Regions from separate parts of the Homo sapiens genome. Here region 1 is linked to region 2. The links are chromatin loops, found by intact Hi-C in ENCODE. Cell type or tissue: CD4-positive, alpha-beta T cell. All regions are shown on one strand. Links, peaks and the distances in the headings refer to the core of each region. The heading gives the core; the rest is flanking DNA. Region 1 holds the start of IFNA21 (interferon alpha 21). Region 2 holds the start of IFNA14 (interferon alpha 14).

What was found. Hi-C counts contacts between places; a loop is a spot of excess contacts. Peaks named below come from ENCODE experiments on the same cell type or tissue, not always from the same donor. Only the 100,000 strongest peaks of a DNase experiment are listed, where the experiment ranks them.
Region 1: it touches region 2 in a loop (9-fold over the local background); 2 of 110 quality-filtered maps call a loop at or near these places.

Annotation. Positions count from the first base shown.
Region 1 is chr9:21,162,153-21,170,504 of GRCh38, reverse strand. It overlaps IFNA21 (interferon alpha 21), which reads left to right and starts at 3,845. Exons shown (of 1, transcript NM_002175.2): 1 at 3,845-4,868. The coding sequence starts at 3,893. The coding sequence ends at 4,462. In CD4-positive, alpha-beta T cell, for the core only: no CTCF peak of the experiment used is centred there; no DNase peak of the experiment used is centred there.
Region 2 is chr9:21,236,603-21,244,954 of GRCh38, reverse strand. IFNA14 (interferon alpha 14) reads left to right here and starts at 4,950. Exons shown (of 1, transcript NM_002172.3): 1 at 4,950-5,953. The coding sequence starts at 5,020. The coding sequence ends at 5,589. In CD4-positive, alpha-beta T cell, for the core only: no CTCF peak of the experiment used is centred there; no DNase peak of the experiment used is centred there.

The DNA.
Region 1 (8,352 bases), core at 74-8,073, 74 kb after region 2:
GTTTGAAACTATTCCTTCCTTTTCAATTTTTTGGAAGATTTTGAGAAAGATTGGTGTTAATTCCCTAAATGTTTGATAGAATTATCCACTGAAGCCATCTGATTATGGTTTTTTATTGTTGTTGTTATTGGGAAGTTTGGTGACTGATTCAATCTCCTTACTAGTTATAGGTCTAGTCAGATTTTTTGTTTATTCATGATTTGGTCTTGGTAAGTTGTTTGTTTCTAGGAATTTATATATTTCTTCTAAGTTAATCAATTTGTTGGAGTATAATTGTTCGTAGTAGTCTGTTATAATCCATTTTACTTTTTTTTTTTTTTTTTTTTTTGAGATGAAGTCTTGCTCTGTCGCCCAGGTTGGAGTGCAGTGGCGCGATCTTGGCTCACTGCAAGCTCCGCCTCCCGGGTTCAGACCTATCTCCTGCCACAGCCTCCTGAGTAGCCTCGACTACAGGCGCCCGCCACCACGCCCGGCTAATTTCTTTTTTGTATTTTTAGTAGAGATGGGGTTTCACCGTGTTAGCCAGGATGGTCTCGATCTCCTGACATCGTGATCTGCCCGCCTCGGCCTCTCAAAGTGCTGGGATTACAGGCGTGAGCCAGCGCGCCCGGCTGATCCTTTTTAGGTCTATGCCATCAGCTGTTATGTGTCCTCTCTTATTTCTGATTTTTATTTGATTTTTCTCTACTTATTTCTTAAAATAGTTAAGGGTTTGTCAATTTTGTTGATCCTTTCAAAAGACTAATGCTTAGTTCCATTGATTTTTTAATTGCTTTTCTATTCTGTATTTTATTAATTTCTGCTTTAGTCTTTCTTATTTTCTTCCTCTTCCTAGCTATGTGTTTATTTCTTCTTTTTCTAGTTCCTTAATTTGTAGTTAGTTCATTGGTTTGAGGTCTTTCTTCTTTTTTAATATAAGCTTTTACAGCTTTCAATTTCCCCTTTAGTTCTGATTTCACTGCATCACATATGTTTTGGTATGTTGTGTTTTCATTTTCATCTGTCTCAAGATGTTTTCTAAGTTCCCCTCTTGTCACGTTTTTTATTATTATTATTATACTTTAAGTTCTAGGGTACAAGTGCACAACGGGCAAATTTGTTACATAGGTGTACATGTGCCATGTTGGTTTGCTGCACCCATTAATGTGTCATTTACATTAGGTATTTCTCCTCTTCCATGTTTATCACATTTAGACATATGTTTGTTTTCTTTTTGTTCCCATAAATTAAGATGAAAAATCAGACCACTTCTACCTTCTAGGAAAAGTGAAGTGAGAAATATGAATGTATTTGTTGTTGTGAATGCCACATAGAACAATTGTATAGTCCATTTAAACATTATATTTATACTCTTTCATTGACACTAACCTGAATATGAAAATGAAATCAAAGTATAGAAAAACAAATTTTCACAGTAAAATACTACATGAAAATTAATATGCAAAAATTCCCAATACGATCTCAAGTGAACAAAGAAAAATTACTCTCTCCCCCAGTGTTTCAAAGACTAAGAATAATAACTTGGGCAAAATTGCCCTTTATTCTCAGGGTCTGATACAAAGGATGAGCCCAAAATTCAATACAAATTTGCTGACTGGATCAACTACTAAATTGATGTAGAAAATATACATTTCTGAAATGAAACCTCCTCTATTATGGAAACCCCTGTGCACATTTCACAATGTAGAATATTTTAATTGTTCAATTATACAAAGAATGTAAGTGAATCATTTAAAATAATGAATAATAAAATGTGTTTGGTTATTTTCTAAAATTGGTCCATTTCATAATCTCTACCTTTATATAAACAGGCTGATTTTCTACCAGTGTCATCTAAAGATTATCACGTGATTTGAAGCTGAAATTTATATATGATGGAAAAATGATGTCACAAGTATTTACAGTTCACATACACATTCTCGGGATTTGATCCAGGGAAGGAAAGCTGTAGGATTATCTGGAGGACAGAGGCTATTATTCCCTAATTTTGGGAATAGTAAATTTTCTGATTCCTATAAACCGTGTGAATTGGAGAGTTTGAATTCAGATATGTGACTCTGTATTTGACACCAGGCTAGTTATTTTCTATTATAACAAAGTAGAGGACAGATTAGAGATAAGGTCATAAATAGTTAATATAGTGCCAGGCAAAGGATAATATTATGCTGCTCTTGCAACTTGAATCCCCAGAATCCCACTGGTTTTAGCAGTAAACTTAATGGGCATTATTGATTCTGAGTAAAAGCTGAATGGAAATTTTTGTCATTGTCTTATAATTGCAGCAAATATGGCCATGATGAAGAAAAATAGCCTCATTCTTGAACACTTTCCAGTAGAAGAAAAAATGAGAAACTAGAAAAACTCCACTTACTAAATAGCTGATTTGCTAAAACAGACCTCATTCCATTTAAGGACTCAGTATCTATAGGGCAGAGGCAAACTAACTTCTTATGCAAAAAAAAAAAAAAAAAAGTAGACCCAGAGTTCAGGACCACTCTGAAAGTTAATTCTTTACATGATAATATTCAATATTTATAAATTTATGAATTTAGAACAAAGATGGTCTCTTTTTTCATAAGAATTGACTTGGATAGGAACTTCTGAAAACCTTTAGGGAATGTGAACTTCAATGAAAAATGCCAAAAATGATTTAATTGATAATATTTTCTAAGTCACATATATTTATTAGAATGATACTTCTTCTAAGAGTACAAAAATTAGTTCTCATAGTATAAACAAATCTCACATATTACAATAGTTTGTGATTCTCCAACAACTCTATCCAACAAAATTTCATTGCTTAATATACATCTTTCTCATTGGGTTTTCTTGTGTATGATATGAGAAGCACGGTATTGAGTTCATGAAGATAAACAAAATATTAGCAAGATCAGTGTTACAAACCTATGGCAAATAGATGACTGTGATTGGAGGACTTTTTGTCCATTTTTTTTTTGCTGGATCTTAAAGTCTTATCACAATATGTGGCTTTAACCTGCATATCTTTGGGCTGTCATTGACTATCTTATGGTTATTGCTTATGTTTGATCCTCAGTTCTTCAGGATGTTTTGTAGACTTTGAGAATTCAATGCAAATAGCTTATATTATGTGATTTATTTCTACTAAAGTTATTCAACACATCAATATTTATGTCAAGTGCTGAAAAGAAAAATGTGTTGGCAATATCTGGATGAATGCTGGAGCTAGTTAAGTTTACAAATTATTTTGTCATATAAAGCAAAATTCAAAGCTTCATATATATACTATGAGAAAAATTTTAAAAAATTATTGATTCATATTTTTAGCAGTTTTGAATGATTAACTATGTAATTATATTCATATTATTAATGTGTATTTATATAGATTTTTATTTTGCATATGTAATTTCATAAAACAAAATTTACATGAACAAATTACATTAAAAGTTATTCCACAAATATACTTATCAAATTAAGTTAAATGTCAATAGCTTTTAAACTTAGATTTTAGTTTAACATTTCTGTCATTCTTTACTTTGAATAAAAAGAGCAAACTTTATAGTTTTTATCTGTGAAGTAGAGATATACATATTATACATAAATAGATAAGCCAAATCTGTGTTACTAAAATTTCATGAAGATTTCAATTAGAAAAAAATACCATAAAATGTTTTGAGTGCAGGGGAAAAATAGGCAATGATGAAAAAAAATGAAAAACATCTGTAAACACATGTAGAGAGTGCATAAAGAAAGCAAAAACAGAGATAGAAAGTAAAACTAGGGCATTTAGAAAATGGAAATTAGTATGTTCACTATTTAAGACCTACGCACAGAGCAAAGTCTTCAGAAAACCTAGAGGCCAAGGTTCAAGGTTACCCATCTCAAGTAGCCTAGCAATATTGGCAACATCCCAATGGCCCTGTCCTTTTCTTTACTGATGGCCGTGCTGGTGCTCAGCTACAAATCCATCTGTTCTCTGGGCTGTGATCTGCCTCAGACCCACAGCCTGGGTAATAGGAGGGCCTTGATACTCCTGGCACAAATGGGAAGAATCTCTCCTTTCTCCTGCCTGAAGGACAGACATGACTTTGGATTCCCCCAGGAGGAGTTTGATGGCAACCAGTTCCAGAAGGCTCAAGCCATCTCTGTCCTCCATGAGATGATCCAGCAGACCTTCAATCTCTTCAGCACAAAGGACTCATCTGCTACTTGGGAACAGAGCCTCCTAGAAAAATTTTCCACTGAACTTAACCAGCAGCTGAATGACCTGGAAGCCTGCGTGATACAGGAGGTTGGGGTGGAAGAGACTCCCCTGATGAATGTGGACTCCATCCTGGCTGTGAAGAAATACTTCCAAAGAATCACTCTTTATCTGACAGAGAAGAAATACAGCCCTTGTGCCTGGGAGGTTGTCAGAGCAGAAATCATGAGATCCTTCTCTTTATCAAAAATTTTTCAAGAAAGATTAAGGAGGAAGGAATGAAACCTGTTTCAACATGGAAATGATCTGTATTGACTAATACACCAGTCCACACTTCTATGACTTCTGCCATTTCAAAGACTCATTTCTCCTATAACCACCGCATGAGTTGAATCAAAATTTTCAGATCTTTTCAGGAGTGTAAGGAAACATCATGTTTACCTGTGCAGGCACTAGTCCTTTACAGATGACCATGCTGATAGATCTAATTATCTATCTATTGAAATATTTATTTATTTATTAGATTTAAATTATTTTTGTCCATGTAATATTATGTGTACTTTTACATTGTGTTATATCAAAATATGTTATTTATATTTAGTCAATATATTATTTTCTTTTTATTAATTTTTACTATTAAAACTTCTTATATTATTTGTTTATTCTTTAATAAAGAAATACCAAGCCCAAATGTGCAATCTCATTAAAGAATGGATGGTACAATTCATTTACCCATCATCATTGTATCCAAATTGTAAGTAAAAATTGACTTTCTCTAAGCGAGGTTTTATATTGCCCTTAGGATATCCAGGTGAACATAACAAATACCGTTTTCGCTTTCTTGTATCTTTTATTTTTGTAAGGAAAATAATAACTATACTTTCTAATACCTGTTACATTAAATGCTATAGTGAGAAGAAATAAAAACAAATGAAATTCAGTAAAACTGAAGCAAGGCATATCAAAATTTTTTTTAAAAAAGTAGTAGATATCCTCTATAGCAGACAAGTAGACATCTAAGTGCAAGTGTCCATTGGTAACCTGATATTTTTGTCTGTAATTTACAAGCAATACCATGAAGTGAAAGCTTGGGAACAGAATATGTCACATGGGTTGAATAGAATGAGAAAAACACTTAAAATTTATTCCTGCAAACTTCAACTTTAAAGGGAGAGAAGAGCCAGGAAAGAGTTTGAATGGCCATGCATTGGGACAAGAAAAAATGTTGTTAAAAGCATATTTAAAAGACTGAAACTGCTTAGAAGAATCAATGCATTCTTGCAAAATGTGGATTGAAAGTGTACACTACATCTGGAAAATAGATGGCATTGCTGCTGATAGAGATAGTTGGGTGGAATTAATCATAGTGGAGTAAGCTGGAAGAGTGAATCGGAGAAGAGAAATCAGTGACAATACATATAGAAAATGATTTTGAAGTTTGCTTTCAGAATTGGAGGACAGAAATAGAGTGGGACTTTGAAAAGAATGTGGATTTTTTTTCTCTGAATAATTTTTACTTCAAAAAATATATTTGTCTCTGGATAGATTTTGTGAATTTGATGGACAGCCAAACCACTTTAATATGTTTAATATTTTGATTTGAAATTATGACACTTTAATTAATTATAATAATCATTGTTTTTCTTCATTATTTTGATTAATACTATGTTAAATGTCATTAAACTGCTCTGTGGATTGAAACCATTCACTACAGTGGGAACACAGATCATTGCTGACCTTATGAGAAATGGACAAGTGGAAGTAATAAGCAGAAACCATACTGAGGTAGGTGAAAGGATAAGAGAAAACAAGAACTTCCATTTTCTTTTTTCATCTAGAGAGTCACTTTGTTTCTTTTACTTTTATTATATTGAGACTTACATTTCTTCTTTTGCCTCAACTTATGCAAATGTAATAACGGCTTATTAAAAAAGTTTAATGGAGAAAGAAAAATGATGACTTGAAAATTATGGGAAATAATAATACAGATTCTTTGCATTACCAGATTCTTTACATTTTTATTTCCCTGTTGAGGTACTAAACTCAAGATGAAATAGGGAGTAATTCAGAAGCAATAAGACAACCCTGGCAAAGAAAAATACTAATTTAATTATGTAGATAGATAGATAGATAGATAGATAGATAGATAGATAGATATAGAAATATATATATATAGAGAGAGAGATAGATATATATAGAAAGACAATGAGACCAGTAAGGAAGAGTAATTTTATCTAGCATCATATTCTGGACTTTATTGCCCCACATTTTTATTGTGAGGTGGAGAATGGTAAACCAAGAAGCTCAGTAGAAATGCACCAATGGAAAAATGAAGGGACATTCAGTAGTTACTTCAATATGACCTCCTTATAAGAAAAAGTAATCATTGAATCCTCTGGCTAGCTAAGAAATTTGGAGCGTAATAAATGTTCAACAGTTTAATGCATTGAACTCAAATTAGAAATCAACAATTGGCAAATAAATTTATTTTGCTATCTAAGATAAAAATTTAAAAAGGATAATTTACCCACCCCCTGACCACATGCACACATATTGAGCATACATTTTTGCTTTTGTCATCTGGAGGCTATGAAGACACTTGACACCTAAGTATCTGATCAAAGGAAGATGAGGTTACTGCTGCCAACCTAGGTCATTCACAGAAGTACTCTGGAGATATTTGATTGTTTAGGGAACAAAAGCAATCACCCTATAGTAAAGGTATACTAAAAGTTTCAAGTTGTGATGAGCTAACTTGTACTATCACATTAGTGTGTTGGCAAGAGTTAGATTGGAAGAGGTGTGTCTGTGAGCACTCAGATCCAGAGGGTCAGATTAAAGTTGTGCTCTCTGAGAGGTGAGATTGTGCTGGGGAAAGGATAACAATGTTGTGGGTCTTGGAATTAAAATTGGCACACCCATGTGCAATTAAAACATATAAGCTAGCCAGTGATTTTGACAACAATACTGAGTGAAAAACTCTTGCAACAATCCTGCACCTGAGGCCTTGGTGAGGCACAGTCACATGGACATGGCCACACTTGAAAGTCTTCCTGGTTTTTTTGTTTCTTTGCTTGTTTTCATTTTTGAGACAGTGTCTCGTTCTGTTGCCCAGGCTGGAGTGCTATGGCACAATCTCAGCTCACTGCAACCCCTGGCTCACAGGCTCAAGCAATTCTCATGCCTCAGTCTTCCAAGTAGCTGGGACTACAGGTGTGCACTACCATGCTCAGACAATTTTGTATTTTTATGTTTTATTAGAGATGATGTTTCACCATGTTGGCCAGGCTGGTTTTGAACTTCTGATGTCAAGTGATCTGCTCGCCTCAGCCTCCTAAAGTGCTAGGATTACAGGCATGAGCCACTATGCCTGGCTGAAAGTGCTCCTTTTTAAGAGAAAATCTGAGAACACTATTTGTTAACAACTGTCTTTTTTTTATGTTTTTAGCTACACCTATTGGAATGTGATAGTTGTTAATAATTGTATCCTACTGGAATATGATACTTGTTAATAATTGTATCTTGAGTCATTACTATGAGACCTGTGATAATGATAAAAGAGTGAACAAGATATAGGCCTTTCTCCTAAGGAGGTTACTTGTCAAAGGGGTCTAATAAATCCTGTCTCAGATGTATAGATTGTGAAGATTTTCTTCCACTCTGTGGGTTGTCTGTTTACTCTGCTGATGGTTTCTTTTGCTGTGCAGAAACTTTTTAGTTTAATTAAGTCCCACCTATTTATCATTGTTTTTGTTGCATTTGCTATTGGGTTCTTGGTCAAGAAGTCTTTGCCTAAGCCAATGTCTAGAAGGGTTTTTCTGGTGTTATCTTCTAGAATTTTTATGGTTTCAGGTCTTAGTCTTTGATCTAGAATTATATCTAGAAGCCAATGTCTAGAAGGATTTTTCCGGTGTTCTATTCTATTCTATTCAGGTGTTATATTCTAGAATTTTTATGGATTCAGGTTTTACATTTAAGTCTTTGATCCATTTTGAGTTGATTTTTGTATAAGGTGAGAGATGAGGATCCAGTTGCATTCTTCTACATGTAGCTTGCCAATTATCTCATCACCATTTGTTGAATAGGGTGTCCTTTCCCCACTTTATGTTTTTGTTTGCTTCATCAAAGTTCAGTTGGCTGTAAGCATTTGGGTTTATTTCTGGGTTCTCCAT
Region 2 (8,352 bases), core at 81-8,080:
AATTATAGAAAAAAACAATGTGGCCCCTTTGCCTCACTTTTACTTCTCTTAATTTTTGTTACTTCATCATGAATTATAATGTAATGCAGAAACAGCAAGACAAACCTTGTCCAGAAAATCACTATGTGCAAAGAAGCAAATTTAAAACAAAAAACCACAAACCAATAAAGGAAAGAAGCCTATTTCTTCCTGACAGAATAGTCTGGAGCCTAACTTGCCCTGTACTGTCAGAGTAAGGCAGAGATGCAGGTAAACAACCCCAAGAAAAACACTAACTGGATAAACAACTGAAAGTCCTAGTTTCTGTCATATTAGTTGCCAACAAGAGACAACATTATCAACATTATTAACACCCCTGTGGCCAGCTCAGAAAGGTCAAATCAAGCAAGTGTTCAATAGTTTTAAGTATTGAAGAATGAAAGTAAGAGTTGACCAATAAAATCTACAATTTTCAAAATAAAAATTATTTGCTTACTAAAGTTAAAATTATGGCAATTGAATACTTCCCCCACCTACTTAGAACAAATTTTTGCTATATTATTTATATTTACTCTTGCAACTTGTCATATTTCTAATATTTGTCTATTTCCTATAATAGATATTCACTTTTACATTGTACTAAAGTGTGTAATACATGTTCAACTTTTCATTTGATTAAAAAAAGTATTATTTAATACATTCTTAGTAAAGAAAAATTTTTGGATTTTTTGTTCTAAAAATAAATTCCAAATTCTGGTTTTCTAAACCCAAATGAAGAATGAATGACAATATTCATTTACTTTTTCTTTCATTCCCTTCATATCATATGTAAAAATTTGTCAGCAAAGTGATATATTATGGAATTGCTGTCAGGAAACACAGGTGAATAAAGGTAATACACTTCCTTCTTTGTGGAAACTTGAATTATTACAGAGAAAGAAATATAAAAGCTGTACTAATATTTACTTAATTTCACTTATATGAAATACTACAAAAAGAAGTAAAGGACAATGATGTTTATATAACAAAAATTTTAGGTATGAATCATGCTGGAAAAAAATAATAAATTTCCTTTCTAAGGTGCCTGGAAAACATGAAAGTACAGAAATCATATTGACAGTTGGGTATGTGGGTCAAGATTTAATGATAAATGCCATGGGTGGAGGTATAAATTGAGATTCTTTATTGCATATCTGGTAATGGGAGCATGGGAATACAAAAAATGTTTGCTGGAATCATGTGTAGGCTGTCAGACTATTTGACACCTGGGTCAGGAGGAGAGAAGGTTACATCTCGCTACTTTCTCAGTTAGCTACTTTCTCAGTTATATTCACACTTGGTAAATAGGAGTAGTGCTTAGGCAATGAGAAGAATGTTGGGGGATTATTTTGGGGACACTTGAGACTACCCAATAAAGGAATATCTTACTGACAGAATTAACCCATGCCCTACCAAAGGGGGTTGAGTCAGGGAGAGTTGGAGGTCAGGACACATGGCTATATGCATATTAATCAAGCTACATTTTGTCACTTCAGAACAGAGGGTGTCACTAGAGACGTGAAACCTCAGTATTCTGAGGTGAGATGGTACTGTGAAAAGGATGAAGATAATGTTGGTTTTGTAATTGAAATTCCCACACCCATTATACCTGAATATAACTAGGATTTGCATTACGAATATTGGCACCAACTGTAAGAGTCATACCTAGTAAGAAAAGAAGATATGTTTTTCAAAAATGTGTCCTTTTGAAAACATGGAAATCTAGATGACCTAGTGTTTGATGATAACTTTAGATAAAATACCAAAAGCATGATTCATTTAAAAAAGTGATACATTGGATTTTATTACAATTAAAACTCCTGCTTTGCAAAAGACACTGTCATGAGAATTTGAAAAGCCACATACTGGGAGAATATATTTGCAAAGACATCTGACAAATGGCTGTTATCCAAAATATACAAATAATACATACACATATACAATGGAGTACAATTGACACATTAAAAAAATGATATCCTATCATTTGCAATAACATGGATGGAACTGGAAGTCATTGTGTTAAGTGAAATAAGCCAGGCATAGAAAGACAAACTTCGCATGTTCTCACTTGTAGGAGCTAAAAATTAAAACAATTGAACTCATGGAAATAGTGAGTAGAATGATAGTAACCAGAGTCTGAGAAGGGTAGTGGAGGAGGAAAGAGGGAAAGGCTAAGGGATACAAAAATACCATTATATAGAAATGAATAAGATCTAGTTTGATAGCATAACATTGTGACTATAGTCAACACTAATTTATTGTACATTTAAAAATAACTAAAAGAGTATAATTGGATTATTTGTAACACGAAGGATAAAAGCTTCAGGTGATGGGTACCCCATTTACCCTGATGAAATTATTACTCATTGTATGCCTGTACCAAAATATCTCATGTACCCCTTAAATATATACATCTACTATATACCCACAAAAATTAAAAATTAACACACACACACACACACACACACATATATATGTATATATATATATATTCAAAGAATACTTAAAACTCAGCAATAAGAAAACAAACAACCCAATTAGAAATTAGGCAAAACCTCTGAATATACTCCTAATCAAACTAGATACAAAGATGGCAAATAACATATGAAAATATGCTCAGCATCACACATTATTAGGGAATTGCACATTAAAACAATAATGGGATACCACTACATACATATTAGAAAGGCTAAAATCCAAAAATTTGAAAACACACACATTATTAAGTTGGGAGAAGTGTCCTTTGAAATTATCGATTCCTTTCTTTCTTCTAAGAGACATGATAAGAAAAACATTGACCTCTTGAGTTTATGTATACATTAAGGGAGAGCTTGGGAAATAACACTTACCCATTATGTGGATAATATACTGTAGTCTTTAAAATTTGCCTTTTTTGTGTATAAACTCTAGCGGTTGGTGTGTGTCCCATGACTCTCTGTGAAGGCTGTATTCAGAAAAGCAGAAAACACACCCTTGTTCAGGAATGATTACTTTTCTTCTAGCCCATGCCCATTTGCTGCCTTTGATCTACATCCGTTCTACTTTCCTGCTTCTGTTCTTCCCCATTCCTTAATCTCCAACTTGGCTGGGCTGAATGTACGTAAGTTGCTTTTTGTCCTTGTTTTTTTCCCATTAATATATTGCTTCCTTTTTACATTTTTATCACATTTAGATATACATTTGTTTTGGGGTTTCTTTTGTCCCAGTTCTTTAGGATGCAAAAAGTGACAACCTTTGTTTTCAATAAAAATGAAAATGAAAATGAGAAATAAAGGTTTCTGGTGTCCTGCATGTGAAACAATTGTACAACACATTTATGTTATCACATTTACATCCCATTATGGACATTTAGGACAAAAAGGGTTTCCTTTAGTTTGATAAAAATCAACTAGAATTGGAACATCTGCAGGTCCTTTGGAAATTTGAATTTTAGGGCCAAAAATTTGTTTAATCAAATTAATGGCTTTTTCTTAACTACATATACTCCTTCAGTATGATATTGCTCCCAAAAGTGTAAAAGTTATTTTTGAGTGTGTTGACAAATCTTGGGTATTTCGGTGATTGGTAGCACTCTAAAACTCAACTCTATCTGACAAAACCTTATTCCTTAGTACTTTTTTTCCATTGGGTTATCTTGTGTATCACATGAAAAGTACTGACATTGAGTTCATGGAAGATACACACAAGGTATATAAGATCAGCGTTACAAACCTATGTCAAATGGGTGCTGTGATTGGAGGAATTTCTAAGGTTTACTAGACATCAAAGTCATAACATCTGAGGTGGCCTCTGTATACATATGGGCTGTCATTAGCCATCTTGTGAATGTTGCTTATGTTTAATCCTTAGCATTTCTGACTGTGCTGTGGGCTTTCAGAATTAAATGCAAATACTTTATATTTTATTATTTAATTCTACTAAAGGTGCTCAATACATCAATAATTATGTCAAGCACTGAAGAGAAAAAAATCTATACAATATCTGGATGAATATCTAGCAGCTAGTGAAGTTAAACATTTTCTAACATGACAGAAAATTAAGTTAGACTAAAAGTAAATGTTAAAAAATTAAATTTTAGTAGTCTTTAGCAGTTTTAAATGATTTTTAAGTATTTTATAATATTAGGTATTATTATGTGTTTTTATAATTTGTTAATTTGCTGATGGAATTGGACACATTACAATTTATATAGGTAAATAAATCATTTTAAAGACACAAACAAATTGAGTTAAATGTCCATGGGTTTTAAATTTAACTATTAACTTTTAGCTTAAAAATTTCATTTGGTCTTCTTTTTTTCTTTCTTTCTTTTTTTTTTTGAGATGGAGACTCGCTCTGTCACCCAGGCTGGAGTGCAATGTTGCAATCTTGGCTCACTGCAACCACTGCCTCCCGGGTTCAAGCAATTCTCCTGCTCCAGCCACCTGAGTAGCTAGGATTACAGGCACCTGCCACCATGCCCGACTAATTTTTGTATTTTTAGCAGAGACGGGGTTTCACCATGTTGGCAAGTCTGGTCTTGAACTGCTGACCTCGTGATCCATCTGCCTTGGTCTCCCAAAGTGCTGGAATTACAAGTGTGAGCCACCGGGCCCAGCCCATTTGGTCATTCTTAACACTATGTTAAATAAAAAGATTAAACTTTACACTCCTTATAAATAGATATGTACAGTATATCAACAAATATATGGTATGTCTGTGTTATTAAAATTTAATGGGACTTTGAATTAGAAAGAAATTTCTAAAAAGCCCATGGGGCAGGGAAAGATGAGGTAATACTGAAAATAAAAGTGGTTGAGAAACTGCTCTACACCCATGTAGACAGGACATAAAGGAAAGCCAAAAGAGAAGTAGAAAAAAACATGAAGACGTTCAGAAAATGGAAGCTAGTATGTTCCTTATTTAAGACCTATGCACAGAGCAAGGTCTTCAGAAAACCTACAACCCAAGGTTCAGTGTTACCCCTCATCAACCAGCCCAGCAGCATCTTCGGGATTCCCAATGGCATTGCCCTTTGCTTTAATGATGGCCCTGGTGGTGCTCAGCTGCAAGTCAAGCTGCTCTCTGGGCTGTAATCTGTCTCAAACCCACAGCCTGAATAACAGGAGGACTTTGATGCTCATGGCACAAATGAGGAGAATCTCTCCTTTCTCCTGCCTGAAGGACAGACATGACTTTGAATTTCCCCAGGAGGAATTTGATGGCAACCAGTTCCAGAAAGCTCAAGCCATCTCTGTCCTCCATGAGATGATGCAGCAGACCTTCAATCTCTTCAGCACAAAGAACTCATCTGCTGCTTGGGATGAGACCCTCCTAGAAAAATTCTACATTGAACTTTTCCAGCAAATGAATGACCTGGAAGCCTGTGTGATACAGGAGGTTGGGGTGGAAGAGACTCCCCTGATGAATGAGGACTCCATCCTGGCTGTGAAGAAATACTTCCAAAGAATCACTCTTTATCTGATGGAGAAGAAATACAGCCCTTGTGCCTGGGAGGTTGTCAGAGCAGAAATCATGAGATCCCTCTCTTTTTCAACAAACTTGCAAAAAAGATTAAGGAGGAAGGATTGAAAACTGGTTCATCATGGAAATGATTCTCATTGACTAATACATCATCTCACACTTTCATGAGTTCTTCCATTTCAAAGACTCACTTCTCCTATAACCACCACAAGTTGAATCAAAATTTTCAAATGTTTTCAGGAGTGTAAAGAAGCATCATGTATACCTGTGCAGGCACTAGTCCTTTACAGATGACCATGCTGATGTCTCCTTTCATCTATTTATTTAAATATTTATTTATTTAACTATTTTTATTATTTAAATTATTTTTTATGTAATATCATGTGTACCTTTACATTGTGGTTAATATAACAAATATGTTCTTCATATTTAGCCAATATATTAATTTCCTTTTTCATTAAATTTTTACTATACAAAATTTCTTGTGTTTGGTTATTTTTTAAGATAAAACGTCAAGCCTGACTGTACAACCTGATTTCAAAATAGATGATTTAATCAAGTTACCTATCATAATTTTATTCAAGTTATAGAAAAATACATTTTCTATACCAGGTTATATGTTGCCTTAAGGATGTAAACATGAATATAAAAAATACAGCTCCTGTTCTCTTGTATCTTTGATTTTTGTCAGGAAATAAATCTAAAAACAATAATAATGCTGAATTAATATCAGTTATACAAACTGCTGTATGGTAACGAAGTAAAAAAGCAATGAATTCTTCTTAGCACAAGGTAGATTGAGACATGTCTGGAAAAAAAAGTAGAGATAAACTGACTTTCAAACATGTAATTGAAAATGTACATTGCCAGTCAGATATATGAGTTTGCAGTTTCCAAGGAATACGATATCTGGAAGTTCATAACTGGCAATGGAAAGGCCAAAAATGAAGGCTGTCATGTGGGGAGGAAGTGGAGAGGGAAAAAAGACTTAAACTGGATTCTGAGGACCTTCCACCATTAAAGTGTGGGAACAGAAGAGACACAAAGAAAACAGAGGTGGAATACCTCAATATTAGAAGGAGAAGAGGGAATGATGATAAAAGTGTATTTAGAAAACAAACATGCTTATAAAAAGAATCAATAGACTTATAGAAAATGTGAATTAAAACTGAGCACTACAGGAAGAAAATAGATGGCAATGCAGAGATTACTGAGAGCTGGATTGATAGAATTAATCAGCAGAAGCCATACTGGGGTAGGTAGAAGAATCAATGAGAAAAGAAAAATCAGGATAACACATACAGAAAATTGTGAAAGATCTGCCTTTGCAATGGAGGGAAGTAATAAGTTGGACCCGCCAAAAATGTGGATTATCTTTTATCTGCATAGTGTTTCCTTTTTGAAAATACATGTCAATGAATAAATTTCATAAATGTGATGCACTGATAAATCATATTAATACATTTAATATTTTATATATTTAAAGCATAAAATGTAAAATTATTTACAATAGTAATTGATCATTATTTTGATTAATACTCTGTTAAATGTCAGTAAAAACTGACACATTTCTTTCATAAAATAAAATTGGAAACTGGAAAAGAGAATCTCTTTCTCAATACTTTAGGAATGGGGAAAGGATTCCCTATTTAATAAATGGTGCTGGGAAAACTGGATAGCCATATGCAGAAAACTGAAACTGGACCCTTCCTTACATCTTATACAAAAATTAACTCAAGATGGATATAAGACTTAAATGTAAAACCCAAAACCATAAAAACCCTAGAATAAAACATAGGCAATAGCATTCAGGACATAGGCATGGGCAAAGATTTTATGATGAAATTGCCAAAAGCAACTGCATCTAAAGCTAAAATTGACAAATGGCATCTAATTAAAGAGCTTCTGCACAGCAAACGAAATTATCAGTCATCACAGCGAACAGGCAACCTACAGAACGGGAGAAAATTTTTGCAGTCTATCCAATTGACAGAGGTCTAATATCCAGAATGTAAAAAGAACTTAAACAAATTTAGAAAAAAAAACATCAAAAAGTGGCAAAACATGAACAGACATTTCTCAAAAGGAGACATTTATGTGGCCCATAAAGATGAAAAAAGCTCAACATCACTGATCATTAGAGAAAGGAAAATCAAAACACCAATGAGATACCATCTCATGCCCCTCAGAATGGTGATTATTAAAAAGTCAGGAAACAACAGATGCTGGTGAAGCTGTGGAAAAACAGGAAAGCTTTTACACTGTTGGTGGGAATGTAAATTACTTCAACCATTGTGGAAGACTGTGGTAATTCATCAAGGATCTAGAACCAGAAATAGCATTTGACCCAGCAATCCCATTCCTGAGTAATACCCAAAGAAATATATGTCATTCTATTATGAAAATACATGCACGTGTATGTTTACTGCAGCCCTATTTACAATAGCAAAGACACAAAACCAACCCAAATGCCCATCAATGATAGATGGGATTTTTAAAAATTGTGCTTAAAACCTAGATGACAAGTTGATAGGTGCAGCAAACCACCATGGCACATGTATACCTATGTAACAAATCTACAGGTTCTGCACATGTATTCCAGAACTTAAAGCAAAATCAAAAAAAAAAAAAAGAAAGAAAGAGAGAGAGCAAGTTGGTCAAAATCAGCTGAAAATACAACATGAACCAAGGAAATTCAGAGAGCAGGAGATGGTTGTGTATAAATGAGGAAAAAACGAGATTAATAATTATTAAGCAAATCCCAATTCAAAATTTACACATCAGGTATAAATAACAATAACTTATTTTACATTGAAATTCCATTCTGGTTGCATATATATTTTTTTGGCAGCCTAAAAAAACAGAATTCTA